Linked DNA regions of Homo sapiens: region 2 is linked to region 1. A link is an interaction called in ENCODE POLR2A ChIA-PET data of the cell type or tissue named here. Cell type or tissue: CD4-positive, alpha-beta T cell. All regions are shown on one strand. Links, peaks and the distances in the headings refer to the core of each region. The heading gives the core; the rest is flanking DNA.

The links. Peaks named below come from ENCODE experiments on the same cell type or tissue, not always from the same donor. Only the 100,000 strongest peaks of a DNase experiment are listed, where the experiment ranks them.
Region 2: POLR2A ChIA-PET joins it to region 1 with 8 read pairs; 2 of 35 experiments call an interaction of 5 or more read pairs at or near these places.

What each region holds. Positions count from the first base shown.
Region 1 is chr1:168,306,378-168,314,450 of GRCh38, forward strand. It overlaps TBX19 (T-box transcription factor 19), which reads left to right. Exons shown (of 8, transcript NM_005149.3): 7 at 2,365-2,500; 8 at 6,331-8,049. The coding sequence ends at 6,625. Among named protein-coding and RNA genes, the nearest start is that of TBX19, 30 kb to the left of the region's middle. In CD4-positive, alpha-beta T cell, for the core only: no CTCF peak of the experiment used is centred there; no DNase peak of the experiment used is centred there.
Region 2 is chr1:168,441,239-168,449,311 of GRCh38, forward strand. All of the region lies in intron 4 of LOC125312414 (a long non-coding RNA gene), which reads right to left. Among named protein-coding and RNA genes, the nearest start is that of MIR557, 70 kb to the left of the region's middle. In CD4-positive, alpha-beta T cell, for the core only: no CTCF peak of the experiment used is centred there; DNase peaks (open chromatin) are centred at 2,853 and 3,823; H3K27ac peaks cover 488 bases.

The sequences.
Region 1 (8,073 bases), core at 3,332-5,831:
AGCACTTTGGGAGGCTGAGGCGGGCGGATCACAAGATCAGGAGTTCGAGAGTAGCCTGGCCAACATGGCGAAACCCCGTCTCTACTAAAAATACAAAAACTAGCCAGGCGTGGTCGTTGGCGCCTGTAATCCCAGCTACTTGGGAGGCTGAGGCAGGAGAATTGCTTGAATCCGGGAGGCAGAGGCTGCAGTGAGCCAAGATTGTGCCACTGCACTCTAGCCTGGGCAACAAGAGCAAGACGCCATCTCAAAAAAAAAAAAAAAAAAAAAAGATATAGCTTCTTCCCTGGAGGAGCTCGGGGTTACACAAATACGTAAATAATGAATCCTAATGTAATGCAGAAACATCACCTGGGAACTTGTTAGAAATGTAGACTTTCAGGCTCTACTCCTGAGTCAGGGTCTGCATTTTAACAAGATCACCAGGGGATTCATAAGCGCTCTAGAATTTGAGAAACAGTCTATAAAACACATAAGTCAGGGTGCCATGTGAATGAAGGAAAAAGAGCAGCTAGATATGCCTGGTGGAGGAGCAAAGGCTGCCCAGAGGGGTTAACATTTAAATGGAGCCTTGAAAGATGAATAGAAAAGGACAGAGTGGGAGTGGGCAGGGGTAAAAGGTGGAGGATGACATGTGCCAAAGGCAGAGGTGCAGGGCATTCCAGGTAGAGAGAGTGGGCTGAGCAAAGATACAGAAAGGGGAAAGACCCTAGGTTGTCTGGGAACAGCTTTGGAGCAGAGTGTAGGGGGAGTGGGGACAGATGGAAGATGTAAGAGTTAGGGCTGGAGAGCTTGGAAGTGCCAGATCGTAAAAAGAAGAGACATGGCCAGGTGTCTTAGTCCCCTTTGTGGCGCTATAACAAAATACTTGAGATTGGGTAATTTATAAGCAATAGACCTTTATTTTCTCATAGTCCTGGAGGCTGGGGAGTTTAAGATTAAGGTGCCAGCATATGGTAAGGGTTTTTTGGCTGTATCATAACATTGCGAAAGGCATCACATGGATGGTGGGGGAAAGAGGGGGAGAGGGCAGGAGGCTAAACCCATCCTTTTATCAGAAACCCATTCCTGCAATACTGACATTAGCCTATTCCTGAGGGTAGAGCCCCCATGGCCTAGTCACCTCTTAAAGGCCCCACCTCTCAACACTCTTGCATTGGGAATTAAGTTCCCAACACATGAACCTTGGGGGACACATTCAAACCATAGCACCAGAGATAGACGTTGGAATCTTCCTTCTCTCTCTCCCTTCTCCCCCTTTTCCCTTCCTTCCTCCCTCCCTCTGCCTTCTTCCTCTCTCTTATTTGTATACTATTTATGCAAATAGAGATTCAAAGAAATGGAAGACATTCTTCCCCCACCCCCATAAAAACTGTATATATTCAAGGTGTACAACATGACGTTTTGATATACATATGCATAGTGAAGTGATTACTGCTGTCAAGCAAATTAACATGTCCATCTCCTCACATAGTTACTTTTTTTCATGATGAGAGCACCTGAAATCTATTCTCTTAGCAAATTTCCAGTACACAGTACAATATTATTAACTATAGTCTTCAGATTGTAAGTTAGATCTCTAGACTTATTCATCCTACACAAGTGCAACTTTATATCCTTTGACCAATATCTCATTTCCCCAGCTTCCCACCCCTGGTAACCACTGTTGTACTCTCAGCTTCTATGTATTCAACTTTCTTAGAGTCCACATATAAGTGAGATCATATTATGTTCTTCTTTTTGTAAAAAGGTATGTTTTTTTCTTAATTTTTTTTTTTTTTAATTGTAGAGATGGTGTCTCTCTGTGTTGCCCAGAGAGGTCTCAAATTCCTGGGCTCAAGGGATTCCCCTGCCTTGGACTCCCAAAGTGCCAGGATTACAGGTGTGGGCACCATGCCGGGCCAAAAGGCACTGTGCTTGAGATATTTAAACCTACTCAGGGATGGCCGAGAAGAATAAGTTCCTGGACCTCAGAAATCTCATCTGGGGCACTGGTGGCCCTTAGGCTTAGCTTGAGGGGAGGCTGGTATGGTCCCTTCTTAAAAGAGAGTGACTGTGGTGAAATGAGTTAGACAGATCGGTGTTACCCAGGGCAAATCATTCTACCACCCTGAGGCGTATCTATAAGATGGAGTTAAGGAGTCACTGGTGTGAAGATTAAACTATGAATGACACCTGGCATATGGTTGACATTGAGGAAACCCACGTTTCTTTTTATTTTCTATTTCCCTGAGAAAGAACTAACAAACTGTTGGTGCCTGTAGTGCAAGCCATGGTTATATTTTGCCCTAGGATAATGTCACTGGTCACCATCTTTATGTCTTCTACATTTGCTATCAATTCAACTGTTGTTATTTCCCCAAGTGAATTTGATAGAAAGCTCAAGCAATAATCTGCAAGTTTTCTCGGGACCTGACAGCTGGACTTCCTTATCCTCCACACCCCATGCCAGCATCCTGTCTGTACCCCACACCAACGGACCAATCAATCCAGGGCCCAGGTAAGACCAACACCATCAACTCGCTCATTGGTCGTCTTGGGGGTTTACTTTAGCACTGGGGACTCAAGTTCATTCTTTTTCCTAGGGTGGCTTGGTCTAACCTATTGTCTTGACTTCTAAAACACTAAGAAGTCAAGGTGGCAACAGGGTGGAGTTCTTTCATAAGGGGAGAAACAGCTCAGTCATATACTGTTTCTTTTATTTAGAAGGATAGGCCGGGTGCAGTGGCTCACACCTGTAATCCCAGCACTTTGGGAGGCCAAGGCAGGTGGATCACCTGAGGTCAGCAGTTCCAGACCAGCCTGGCCAACATAGTGTAACCCCATGTCTACTAAAAATACAAAAATTAGCTGGGCATGGTGGCGCATGCCTGTAATCCTAGCTACTCAGGAGGCTGAGGCAGGAGAATCGCTTGAACCCAGGAGGCAGAGGTTGCAGTGAGCTGAGATTGCGCCATTGCACTCCAGCTTGGGCAACAAGAGTGAAACTCCGTCTCAAAAAATAAACAAATAAATAAATAAAAGGATAAAGACATTATGGCCTGGGATCATTTGTCTTAAACCAGTCAGAAATACTTTAAACTATGGTGGTAGCAAATAGATACTGACTGTAGAGGAATTGAAGAGGAAAAGTATAAATATACACTGAGAAGTCAAGACCCATGATTGTCCATTTTCCCATGAGTCACCCATCCTAAAAGGGGGACATATTGTGGATGCCTGGCCTCACGACCCTGGTAACAGAGTTAAGTGTAGCATGGGGGACCCCATGGTTTAATCCTCACACTAGCAACCTGCATTAAGTTCTGACTTCTAGAAATCTGAGTGGTGAAGTGGGAAGAGAAGGCCCCTTTGAGTCTGACAGGCAGGGGTTTGAGTCCCAGTTCTACCTCTTAGTAGTGATTTTGTGGCTTTGGGCAATTTTCTTAGCCTTACTGAGCTTCAGCTTTCTTATCGGTATCATGGAAATAATATGACCTACTTTGCAGAGTTACTGTGAGCATCAAATGCAGAAATGAGAAAATGCATTAACGTGCTTTGTAAGCAGTAACATTCTGTGTAAATGTCAGCTATTATGTTCAATATGGTTATGCAGAATTTTGAGAAGGTCCAAAGTGGATTCAAAATTAAAAGATGAGGCTTGGCGGGGTGCGGTGGCTAACACTTGTAATCTCAGCACTTTGGGAGGCCGAGGCAGGTAGATCCCCTCAAGTCAGGAGTTTGAAACCAGCCTGGCCAACATGGTGAAACCCCATCTCTACTAAAAATACAAAAATTAGCCAGGCGTGGTGGTGCATGCCTGTAATCCCAGCTACTTGGGAAGCTGAGGCAGGAGTATCACTTGAACTCAGGAGGCGGAGGTTGCAGTGAGCTGAGGCACTGCACTCCAGCCTGGGCAACAAGAGCGAAACTCTGCCTCCAAAAAAAAAAAAAGGATGGGATTTGGGAAGACATCAGATGACTTGTGATTTGTAAGTCCAGAAAAAGTTAGGAAAGGTTAGGAGAATGTAGTGGCTTAGAATCACCTGGGGTTGTTGTTAAAATGCAGAATCTGATTGGTAGGTTTGGGTGGGGGCCTGAGATTCTGCATTTCTACCAAGTTCCTGGGTGTTGCTGATATTGCTGTGGCCCACAAGGGTGTAGAGCTGTGCTGTCCAGTGCAGCAGCCACCAGCCACCTGTAGTTGTCAAACACTTGAAATGCAGCTAGTCCAAGTTGAGTGTAATACTCACATAGGATTTTGAAGATTTAGTGTGAAACAAAGAATAAAAATCCCAGTTTTTTATATATATATATAAAAAAATATAAAATATATATACCACTATATTACATATATTTTTATATTTTTAAATATAATATAGACTTATATATAAAATAGATAATATATATTTTAATATATATAATTTGTATAAAAATATATATTTTAATATCTATAAAATATATATTAAAAATATATAAATATATAAAAATATAACAGTATATGTAAATATAGATGTTATTATGTAAATATTATGATGTAAATATATACATATAAATATATATATTTACATCAAATGCATGTTGAAATAATATTTTGAATATTTTTGTTAAATAAAATATTAATAAATTAATTTTTTTCTAAATGTGGCTACTAGAAAATTTAAACTTACACATGTAGTTGGCATTTATGGTTTGCATTTTGACGCTGATCTAGAGGATCATTTGCATTTGACACTGATCTAGAGGATCTGAGGGAAAAACATTGATTTGGGCTGTGGTAGGAAGTGAGAAAGAGAGTGAAGATGAGGTTCCCTGAAGATATTAAACAATCATGTGCCAAGTTGTATACTAGATACTTACATATATATAAGTCATCCATATATAAGTCATCTGTAGTACTCAAAGACAACTATAAGGCAGGTATTAAAATTCCTATTTTGCTGATGAAGAAACTGAAGCTCAGAGGCCTTAAAAACTTCCTGAAGGTTCTGCAGTAAGCAGTACCTCTCAGAGCCCATGGTTCTCCCACTGGCCCAGGAGGCATCAGAAAGGGTCTGTAAGAGATAATGTAGAAGAGCATCTTCTGAAGATTGGGGCCAGAATCCCCATAAGCTGAGCTAGCTCAGAGAGAGCTCAGAGGATGGGCTGCTGAAGGTTTCATATGGTCCAAAGAGGCCTGTAGCATTGAAAAATGGCACCAGGTGAAGGATGGCATTGCCAACTCTGGCTTCCCTGTTGGTGTGTTTAACTCATTCCTGACTCCATAAATATTTTGTTAGAAACAAAACAAAACAAATGTATTCAATATTGCCATTGGATAATAAGCATATTATCAAGCAATACAGTGTTGGGCAATGCAGAAACTCTAAAATGTAAGAAACATAGTGATGACTACAGGCCGAAAACATTGGGTTCATTGCACCTGTTCCAACTGCATCTATATTAAGGTGCAAGCTTGGCTGTACATTACAGTCACCTGGGAAACTTAAAAAAATCCTCGTACTCAGGCTGCATGCCAGATCAGTTCAATCAGAATCTCTGGGGCAGGGGAGTGGGGTGAGAGTGGGATCCAGGCACCAATATTACTTTAAAAACCCCCCCTAGTGATTCCAATGTGCCGAATGTGCAATCAAGTGTGTGAACCTGTGCTACAGAACTAGAGAAGGCAAAGAAAATGTTGTAGCTCCCAGCCTTTCAGCCAGGCACCAGAGCTCACAGGCGGAGACCAGGAATGGAAGAATTAATGTTAACAACCACCATTTACTGAGTACTACATGCTAAGGACCATATACTCCTCTTATTTAATCCTTGTAGCAATCTCTGTAAGGTAGGTAAAATTATGAATCCACATCTTGAAGATGAGAAATTGACACTCAGAGATATTAAATAATCTAGCCAAGGCCACAGAGCTAATTAAGTGGTAGAGCTGGGATTTAAACTTAAGTCTTCTGACAGTGATGTTTCCTGGTTATTATGCCACATTGGCCAGGGAGAGATCATATGCAGAAATCATACAGTTTTAATACCTTTTTTTCTACTGCCCTGCCAATTTTACATAGGCTGCAAGGGAGCCCAGATAAATGAAATTCTGTGTCTAAAACCAAATAATTCGCTGGTGGCCGGGCCAGTACCAGAATACTTAATCTTATCATTATTCCACCATACTTTGCTGCTTCTCTTAGCTTTTCTGCAGAAACAGGACCAATCTGCGTCATAGCTAGAAATAAAGCCATGGCCAGAAGCCCTCCTGTAACCATGCCCTTCTCAGCACTGTGTACATGCTTGTCAGGTGGCACTCCTTCCTTGGAGTGCCAGTGAACATTCCCTTCCCCTCTTTCTCTGTCTCTGCAGCCCCTACCCGTGCCTGTGGACCATCAGCAATGGTGCCGGAGGCCCCAGTGGGCCAGGCCCGGAGGTGCACGCCAGCACCCCAGGAGCATTTCTCCTCGGAAACCCAGCTGTGACTTCACCCCCTTCTGTGCTCTCCACCCAAGCACCCACTTCGGCTGGTGTGGAGGTTCTGGGGGAGCCCTCGCTAACCAGCATTGCTGTGTCCACCTGGACAGCAGTGGCCTCGCATCCCTTCGCGGGCTGGGGTGGCCCAGGAGCGGGTGGGCACCATTCTCCTTCCTCACTGGATGGTTAAGCAGGATCCTAGGAGCCTCTTTGCACAGCGATCCTTCCATGTGTAGAGTGCTTAGAAACCCCATCAACTGATCTAGTGAGTCAGACTGTGGAATCTCCCTTCCCACTAGCTGGAGGTGGAGGTGGGTTATTACAGAAGTCATACTGGGAGAGGGTTCAGTTTGGATGATGCTAGTTAGATCATTTGCATCTCTCCACCATTTTCTTCTGCACTCCCATTTTCTCTGCAGCTTATTCTTGCCATGCTTAGGTGACAGAAGTTTGTTAAGTACCATCCTTGTGCCCTGCCTCTTATTCTCAAATCGTTCTGGAAAGCCTCACTTCCTTTTCTGTGGAGAAGGTGCAAAGCTGTTAAATGAGCTCAGAGTTTACCTAGCTAAGGCCACTGCTTCCTGCTTTGTGAAGCCTGGAAAGTATGTGTGGCCACAGGGCTCAGGTTCACACTTCTGCTTTGAGACCAGGATGGGGTGTAAGCCATAGAGTAAGGTTAACAAAAAGAATAAAGCTAATCATGTATTACAAACAGCAGTGTGCCCAGACTTGTGGAAATGAAGTCATGTCACTCCTCTGCTCAGAAACCTTCAATGGTTCACCATTACCAGTGGAATGAAGTCAATTCTCCTCACTATAACTGGGTGTGGTAGTTTAAGCCTATAATCTCAGCCCTTTTGGAGGCCAAGGTAAGAGGATCGCTTGAGGTCAGGAGTTCGAGACCAGCTTGTGCAACAAAGTGAGAGCCTGTCTCTACAAAAAATAGTCATGCACACAAAATTAGCTGGGCATGGTGGCCTGTGCCTATAGTCCCAACTACTTAGAGGAGGATCGCTTGATCTCAGGAGGTTGAGGCTGCAGTGAATTATGATTGTGGCATTGCACTCCAGCCTGGGTGGTAGATCAAGGCTTTGTTTCATTTGAAAAAAAAGAAAGAAAGAAAGAAAGAAAGAAATCCTACTACGAGCGATCACACCATCTGGCCTGAAACCACTTCCCCAGCTTAGGTCCCTCTGTTATCCTGTTGGCCTCCTATGTATTGGTCAAGGCAGGCATCTCTGTTCTCTGAACATTCATTGCACTTTCCCACCTCTATACCTTGCCTGTGCCTTAGTGTCCTCTTTTTTCCAGTTCACCTGTGCGAATCCGACCCACCTCCCAGAGCCTGGCTGAAACGTCACTCCCTGCATCCAACATCTGATCTGCTGAGATATGTCTGATCTATCTCTGCTCGCTGTTCTCCCGTTGTTTTTGCCTCTGCCATAGAGCTCACCTCATTTTGCCTTGTATTTTTGTTACCTGTGAGTGTGTCTCTCCCTATTAGACTGTAAGCCTCTCGAGGGTGAGGCCTAGCCTTCTTGTCTTTGTAACCCACAGCAGCTGGTACTGTGCCTTGCCTATTGTAGGTGCCCAATAAACATTTGCTGAACTGAATTGGTGTAATGTGCATGTGTGCTA
Region 2 (8,073 bases), core at 2,474-4,973, 130 kb after region 1:
TGGGGCACTGGAAGCATGTGGTAGAGGTGAGGAGGGAGGAATCATGGTGGGGGCAGGAGGTGGTGTTCCAGGGACATGGGAGGAAACTGCAGTATTGCACTCCTACTTGATGGGCTTGGCCATTCATCAGCCATCACCAGCTGTCAACATGAACTGAGAACCTCCTGTGTGCAGGCTAGGCACTGGGGATGCCTCTGGAACCCCACGCAGTCTTTGCTGTCAAGGAGCTCACTGTCTCATCAAAAGAGAATAGATAGAGTCTGTTTTCCCTTTAGCCTGAACAAGCACATTTAGGCCCTAAGGGCTCAGAGGGCTCTCCTTCCCAATCTTCCTACCCCCTTGCCCAAGGTTTGGCTAGACACAGTCAGTAATAAAAAGGATGCTTTTCAGACCAATGGATGCAGCTTTGCATGTGCTTTGCCCAGTATGCAGATGGCTGCCAGGCCGCCCTATTGAGGATTCTGTTTGCGGGAATGTGCTCTGTTTCCTTAACTGTAGGCTTTGGGGACCAGAAGTGGCCAGGGGCTTAAAGGCAGCTGAAGTGAAGCAGCTCTTCTGCACACTCATCAGCATCAGGCTTCAAGCTGCAGTGAGGCATGGACCTGAGATAACTGCAGTGCCCCAGGTGGGATGCTGCAGTGTCCTTGGGAATACCCGTGGCTGCTGCAGGACACACTGAGCACAGTGGGCCACGGTTGGGTCTGAGCTGCCAGCTGCAGGGTGAGCTGCTGACTCACTGCTGCAGCCATGAGACCTTTAGCCACTGGAACAGCACGGGGAATTCTTTCTTACTTTAAAGGAGTATGTGATGGAGAGGAGGTCAATGGGATGATAAGTCAAAGTGTGAGCCTAAAAAGCAGCTATAAAAATTTTCATAGAATTCTTGGGCAGAAATGTTTTTATCAGCCTTGGAAGAATGCAGTCATATTGGGGAAGTTATTCAGTCAGTTGGTCAGCATGTATTAAACACCCATCGTGTGCCTAGCGTTTATTGTGTGCTTAGATTATAAGGGGTAAATGAGGAGTAGAAGATGTTCCTTGCCCCACTTGGGGATTATGATAAGACTGGCACTTAGAGAGCCTTATTCTGTGCCAGACACAGCATTTGACGTGCGCTAGTTTATGTAATCTCACAGTAACACCATAAAAATTATAGGTATTTTAATTTATTCTACTGTAAGTTGAGAAGTTAGGATTTGAACCATGTCAGTTCAAAGTCAGAGCTCTTTACCACCATGCAATTATGTTGTTCGAGAAGTGCACACAACTGGAGAACAATACAGGGGGATTCATGGTTAAGTGCTAAATCATATTTATAATACAAGCATTTATGATGAGTCCAGAATAAATCCCTATCAATCTGCAACCCTGGGTCAGCTGAAGTGTGTAGATTTGCTTATGTTTAAGCAAATATTGAGCCTGCAGAGCGAGTTTTTGAGAAGGTGGAGGGTCAGAATGAGCACTCGTAAGGTCAGGGAGTGGCAGCTGTGGGTACCATCAAAGGGATAGCATCAGGTGACCTGCTGTGAGTCTCAGGCCACTGCGTGCCCAGAATGGTCCTAATTGTTGGGGAAAACACAGAAAGATAATTACACATATTTTTGCCCTTTGAGAATTCAGTCTGGTTGGATTTACCTGATCAATTAATCAACTTAGGAACTATTAGCAAAATAAGAGGAGAATGAGGTTCATAAGGAGTTGAAGAGGGCCCATGACCATCCCATTCAGTCTTTAGTGGGTCAATATTTGTGTTAGCAAGGAGACCATGAGCCTTTTAACAGATGATACTGACAAAGACTCAAAAGCTCTTAAATGTTCCTGTGGAGATACTGACTATACATCTGTGGCAGAGCTGACCAGAGCTACCTAAGCCCTCTGGTTTCAAGGATGAGAGATAATCCTGGGCAGCTGTCAGAGAAAAATCTCTCATGAAACTGATGAAATGCCTTTGTCTTTTGGCTGGTAGAGCTGATTTTTCCCGGGACACAAATGTGCCAACTCTCTGACCCAAAGCCCAGTGTCTCATACACTTCTCGGGCACTCATTTGGGCTCATGGATTTAGGTTACAGTATCTCCTTGTCTCTCTTTCTCTAGTATTTAGCTAAGGTAGTGACTGATACTATTGACCTGATCCTACTTCTGCTTTGCCCATAGTTATTAATTTTTTTTGATCCCTTTCAGGGACTCTATAGACTTTAGCTGGCTGGCTGAGTTCTGATGGGGGTTTTAGAAGCTTAAACATTGTGAGGAAGATGAAGAAATGAATAAGATCAGGTAAAGATACCTTCCTGGACAATATCCTTTGGCGGAATGCCAGAAAAGTAACAGATGAGTTCAGGAAGACTTCAAGGGCAGCATCTGAGACCCAGACCAAATCAGGGTCCCGGAAACCATGGAGAAAGCAATTTCCGTGACAGCCAAGCAGAAGGAAACTTATCAGCTCATACCTGAAAGAAGTTGCTCTGGCACTGTTTTATGGGAATGGAATTATTAAGAAGGTGGGGGTGGGTGGTTATGGGCAATGAAGAATAGATCAAGCAAAAAAATTTGAGTTGAGGCAGGGATAACCAGAGAAGACTGATAACCATGTTGACTAGTCCCAAGCTAAAGAGAATGCTGAGGCTTAAATTACAATGATCAAGTTATGTTTCTTCTATTGAAAGGTCTCTATTCAGAGAAAATAAAGTTGTTTTTGAACTGGGAGTACCTGGCTGTACCTGTTCTGTACTGAAAGAGACCGAGCGAAGTGGATTAACACAGAAGAATAAAGGGGAGAAGCCAGGGCCCAATAACCTGTTATTTCAAAGTAAAACCACCGCCTTTGCGTGGTGGTGATGTAGGATTCTTTCTGTGTGGTTAGACTCACTGAGCAGCTTTCTCTTTGGGGCTCTCCTAGGCCTATTTCCTGGTGCAACCAGTGACTGAGTGAGACCCATATTCCGTGGTAGCTAAGAAATGGCTCTGGGCATGGGCTGGAAATAGAGATACTTAGAAAATTGTTAATTTCTCAGCTGGGGGTGGTGGCACATGCCTGTGATCCTAGCATTTTGGGAGACTGAGGTGGGCAGATTGCTTGAGGTCAGGAGCTCCAGCCAGCCTGGCCAACATGGTGAAACCCCATCTCTACTGAAAATACAGAAATTAGCCAAGTGTGGTGGTGCATGTCTGTAATCCCAGCTACATGGGAGGCTGAGGCAGGAGAATTGCTTGAACCCAGGAGGCGGAGGTTGCACTGAGCTGAGATCGCACCACTGCATTCCAGCCTGGGCGACAGAGTGAGAGTCTGTCTCAAAAAAAAAAAAAAAAAAAAAAAAAAAAAAGAAAGAACGAAAAAGAAAATTGTTAATTTCTTCAATGCAGGGTTGTGTCTCACTCATCTCTTTATCCTCGGCACCTAAGAAAGTTCCCAACACATCATAGTAAGCCAGTTATATATGTTTATTGAGCCATTTTAAATGATTTGTGCTTTGGGATTGGCTATGTGGAAGATAAAAGATCTAAAAGACAGTGTCCTGTTTCTGTTGCCTCAGAAGTATTTCTCAGATAATAAAATATTGGCAGATTTCTGATGATTCTCAAGAAAACTGGGAAATAGAGCTGAAAAACATGGAGGATAATAAGTTATCCCAGGAATAGAAGAAAAGAAAGTCCCTTCAAGAGAACTTATTGAGGTTTTGGTTTCTCCAAGGATAGTGTGGTATAAGGAGGCAAATTGTTGGAGCAATGTTTGCAGGAAATGTTTTCTCAACATATGAGGTGTTTGTCAGGTGGATGAGGACAGTGTGTGCAGGACGGATGTGGTACAAAAAAGCCCAGCCAGTGAACTTCCTGGGGTGGCTGTTGGTGGGTTGGTTGGGAGTTGGTGTAGCTGGGGCACAGGTGAAAGGTGGAGATGAGACTAAAAGGGCTACAGCTGTGGGTAGTATGATTCCATTTTCCTTCTAGAAAGATGACCCTGGTGGGGTGGCTCACGCCTGTAATCCCAGCACTTTGAGAGGCTGAGGCAGGCGGATCAGGAGGTCAAGAGAACTAGACCATCCTGGCCAACATGGTGAAACCCCGTCTCTACTAAAAATAGAAAAATTAGCTAGGCGTGGTGGCATGCGCCTGTAGTCCCAGCTACTTAGGAGGCTGAGGCAGGAGAATCACTTGAACCCAGGAGGTGGAGGTTGCAATGAGCCTAGATAGTGCCATTGCACTCCAGCTGGGGTGACAGAGTGAGACTCCGTCTCAAAAAAAAGAAAATACCAGAAGGAGGCCAGGCGTGGTGGCTCACATGGCTCACATCGGTAGGCAGAGGTTGCAGTGAGCCGAGATCGCACCACTGCACTCCAGCCTGGGCGACAGAGCGAGACTCCATCTCCAAACAAACAAACAAACAAACAAAAAAACAAAAAAAAAAAAAAGAAGAAAGAAAGACAACCCTGGGCATAGTGTAGAAGGAGAGGGGAAAGGAATGATGGGGAGGCAGCAGGTCCAGGTAGGATTCAACTGCAATAACCTGAGTGATAGCTGATAAGAACCTGAGCTGGCACAGTGTCAGCCGGCGGGAGAGGAGTCAAACTGGGAAATGAGAGGAGTTGCACCAGACTGAGCTTATCAGTTGTCTGGGGTTGGGGATGACAGAGCAGAAAGAGTCTGGGAAGGTGAACGTTCAGGGTTTGAGGTCCTGCTGCAAGGGACAACATTCTTTGAAATGTTTTTATCTTAAACATTCATGCAAATTTCTATTTTTTACTTAAAAATGTACCAATGTTTGCATTTCTATGAAAATAATATGTAAAACAAGTTTACAGACCGAACTTTCCTTTCCAAAGCTTCAGAGAAAATGGACATGTAAGAAAACTGCACCATGGTCGTGTGTGGTTTCTGATGCTCCCAGCAAATACCCCTTTTGAAAAGAGTGGAAGTCTTCCATGATCTGGCAACATCTCCCCTTGTAACCTTCGTTTTGGCCAAACTGATCTATTTACGGTTCCCTTAGCCTTCTCATGAATATTCTACTTCTCTGGTTTTGTATGTTTCAGATTTTCTGGTGCTTCTCCAGGCCATCTTCCAGGGCCAACTGAGATACTGCATCCTCCCTCCAGCCTTCCAGAACTATGAACCCCTTCTAGCTCCTTTCTCTGAAATTCAGCAGACTTTTTCTGCGCTGCTTTTATAATTTAACGGTAGATAAAATCATATGTAAAAAGAGCTAAAAAAAGTATTGTGACTATTATTATTATAGTGCTTCAAGGTTGTATGTTTTGTTTTTTTTCAAGCAGATTTTAAGTCCTAGAAGTCAGGGACTATGTCACTGATGTCTTTGTTGCTGCACTCAGCTCAACATATACTTTTTGGATAGATGCAGTCATTCTGTATATAGAAAACAAACTTATATTCAAGTAGAGGGAACAGATGGTAACTTTTTTCCCCCAGAATATATTTGTGACTTTAAGTTGAATGTTTATTCCCATTAAATGAACTATTTTATTTCCTCTGTAAAGCAAATTTAAATATCAGAAAATCAGGATATCTCCTCTCTTTATGTTTTCTCCTTTGATGTGACAAGTAAAAGGTAGGGCTTGGGTCACCTTAGGTGGCTGTGATTCTGATATTGTGCAAGTGCAAGCACTTTTTCTGTCAAGCCTGCCTGAGCCCAGTTCTTAGCTTTTAGGCAGACATTTCCCTGCTTGCAAAATCAAAAGCTAAGAGAAGTATGATGGGAAATTGCTTTCTAAAGACACCCATGCAGAAGCTTATGGCTTTCCCTGAAGGCCTCCTCTCCTTACACTAGGTTGGGTATTTCCACCATGTCACACTTTATTGTTAGTGTTGATGGCCTGGGCTCCCCAGTAGTGGAAGCTCCCTGGGGGGATGTCTGTGTCTTATAAGGCAAAATCTCATCAAAGAGTGTATTGGAGTTATTTCTTGAGAGAACATATGAAGAGAAAACTGGAAAATGTACCAGAAGGAGGTAGAAGGAGACAAAGATCATTTGATACTTTTTCAGTCCACTAAAGGTCTGAATCTGGTAATTATGGGTTGAGAAAATGGAGAGAAAAAATGCAGAGAATTTCTGGTGAAGCTGTTGATACAAATAGAAAGGCTGAATGAGGGAAGTCAAATAAAAAAAAGCAGAAAAGTATGGAACAAATGGATGAGGCTATGGTTTGGAGGAATCAAAACATAGTATATCGGTTAAGTGACTTTAGATTCAGAGAAGAAAATGGAGTCTTTTGAGTTCACTTCATCTCCTTTCATATCATCCTGGAACCACGTTCCAACTGGCAAGGCACTAGTTATCTACTGGATCTCTAAATCCTTTAGGAGGTGAATTTAACCTCCAAAATGTGCTTTGAATTGGTGGTTTCTTCACCATCATTATTATCGACGTCCTATGGCTGCCGTAACAATTTACCACACACTTAGTGGCTGAAAACAATACAAATGTATTATCTTATAGTTGTGTAGGCTAGAAGTCTGATATGGATCTCATTGGGCTAAAATGAAGGACTTGGTAGGGCTGCATTTCTTTCTGGAGGCTTAGGAGAGAGAATCTGCTTCTTTGCCTTTTCCAGTTTTCAAAGGCCATCTGCAGTCCTTGACTTGTGGCCCCTTCCCCTATCTCCACATCCAGCAATGTTACAGCTCTCTGCCTGGCTTTCATGATCACATTTCTTTCTCTGATCCTTTTTTTCTGCCTCCCTTTTCCACTCTTAAGGACCCTTTGATTACTTTAGGCCACCCAGATGGTCCAGAACAGTCTCCATATTTTAAGGTGAGTTAAAAGTTTCCATCTGCAACCTTAATCCCCTTTTGCCATGCAGCCTAATGTAGTCACAGGTGCTGGGAATTAGGGAGTGGACATCTTTGGTAGGCGAGGCTTTATTCTGCTTACCACAATCCTTGGTCACCATTATCCTGACCTGGATTGCTGCAAAGCCTGAGCTCTGCAGGCATCATACAGCCAGCAAAGAGCAGAGCCAGAATGTGAATGCAGGAGTCAGGCTGCCTGCATTCATTTTCTGGCTCTGCCATTTGCTGGCTGTATGATGGATGTTAGGAAGGCAAGCCTCTCTCAGCCTCAGTCTCCTGTTAAAGGAGGACACTAATTGCACCTACCTCATGGGTTGTTATTGTTGTGAGGATTAAATATATACCTGTCACGCAGGGAGCACTGTGTTGGCAATTGTTATTATTGTTACTGTTATTAGCTAGTTTCCTGGCCTCTACTCTCAACCCTCTCCACTCTATCCATACTGAAGCTAGAGTGATCTTTCTTAAACACAAGCTGATCACAGTCTTCCTTTTCATGCTATGAAAATCATTTATGCTATGGTGTTTGCTCCCCAACCTCTCTACATTGAGTCATATTAGGCTATTTGAAATCCGTTGAATGGGGCAGATATTTCACGTCTCTGTGTCTTTGTACACAGCACTCCTTTTGCCTGGACTTCCTTCCTCCCCTTGACTCTGTGTCCAACTTCATTCATACTTCAGAGCCAATTCTCTGAAATCCTGGGCAGAGCTGATTACCAACTGAACTCTTCTGCACCAGCTACGTATCTGTGCTCCACACCACTCACACCCGAGTGAGCCACACTGGCCTCATAGCTTCTGCCTGGAGTCTGGCACATACTAGATACTCAAGAAAAGAGTGTTGAGAGCACTGTGCTGGGAATTTATTCTTTGCAATTTATTGGAGTGTTTTCCTCATGAATTTTTTTCTGGTGTCTCCCTTCCCATGCTGCCAGAAGCATCCATTTGCCTCAAGGAGGAATAGGGTTTCTATAATAGGAATGCAAAATGAAAACTATCTAGCTTTTGATGCCCAGAGTAGGAATTATTTTAAAAAATCTTTTAGTTTTTTTTTTTAATTTAATAGTTTTGTGAAACCAGGACTTGCCAATTAGAAAGGGCTTTTCAAAACTTCTTTGGCCTTTTTAGTGTATTAAAAGCCAGCTTAGTCGAACTAGGTCTTAGAGATTCTTCTGTAGCATAGAGGGGACACCGTTTTCTGCAATTAACCTGGGCATGAAGTTTTGTTGCCCTGAGAAGAAGAAAGACAAGTGGCAGAAGAGCATTCC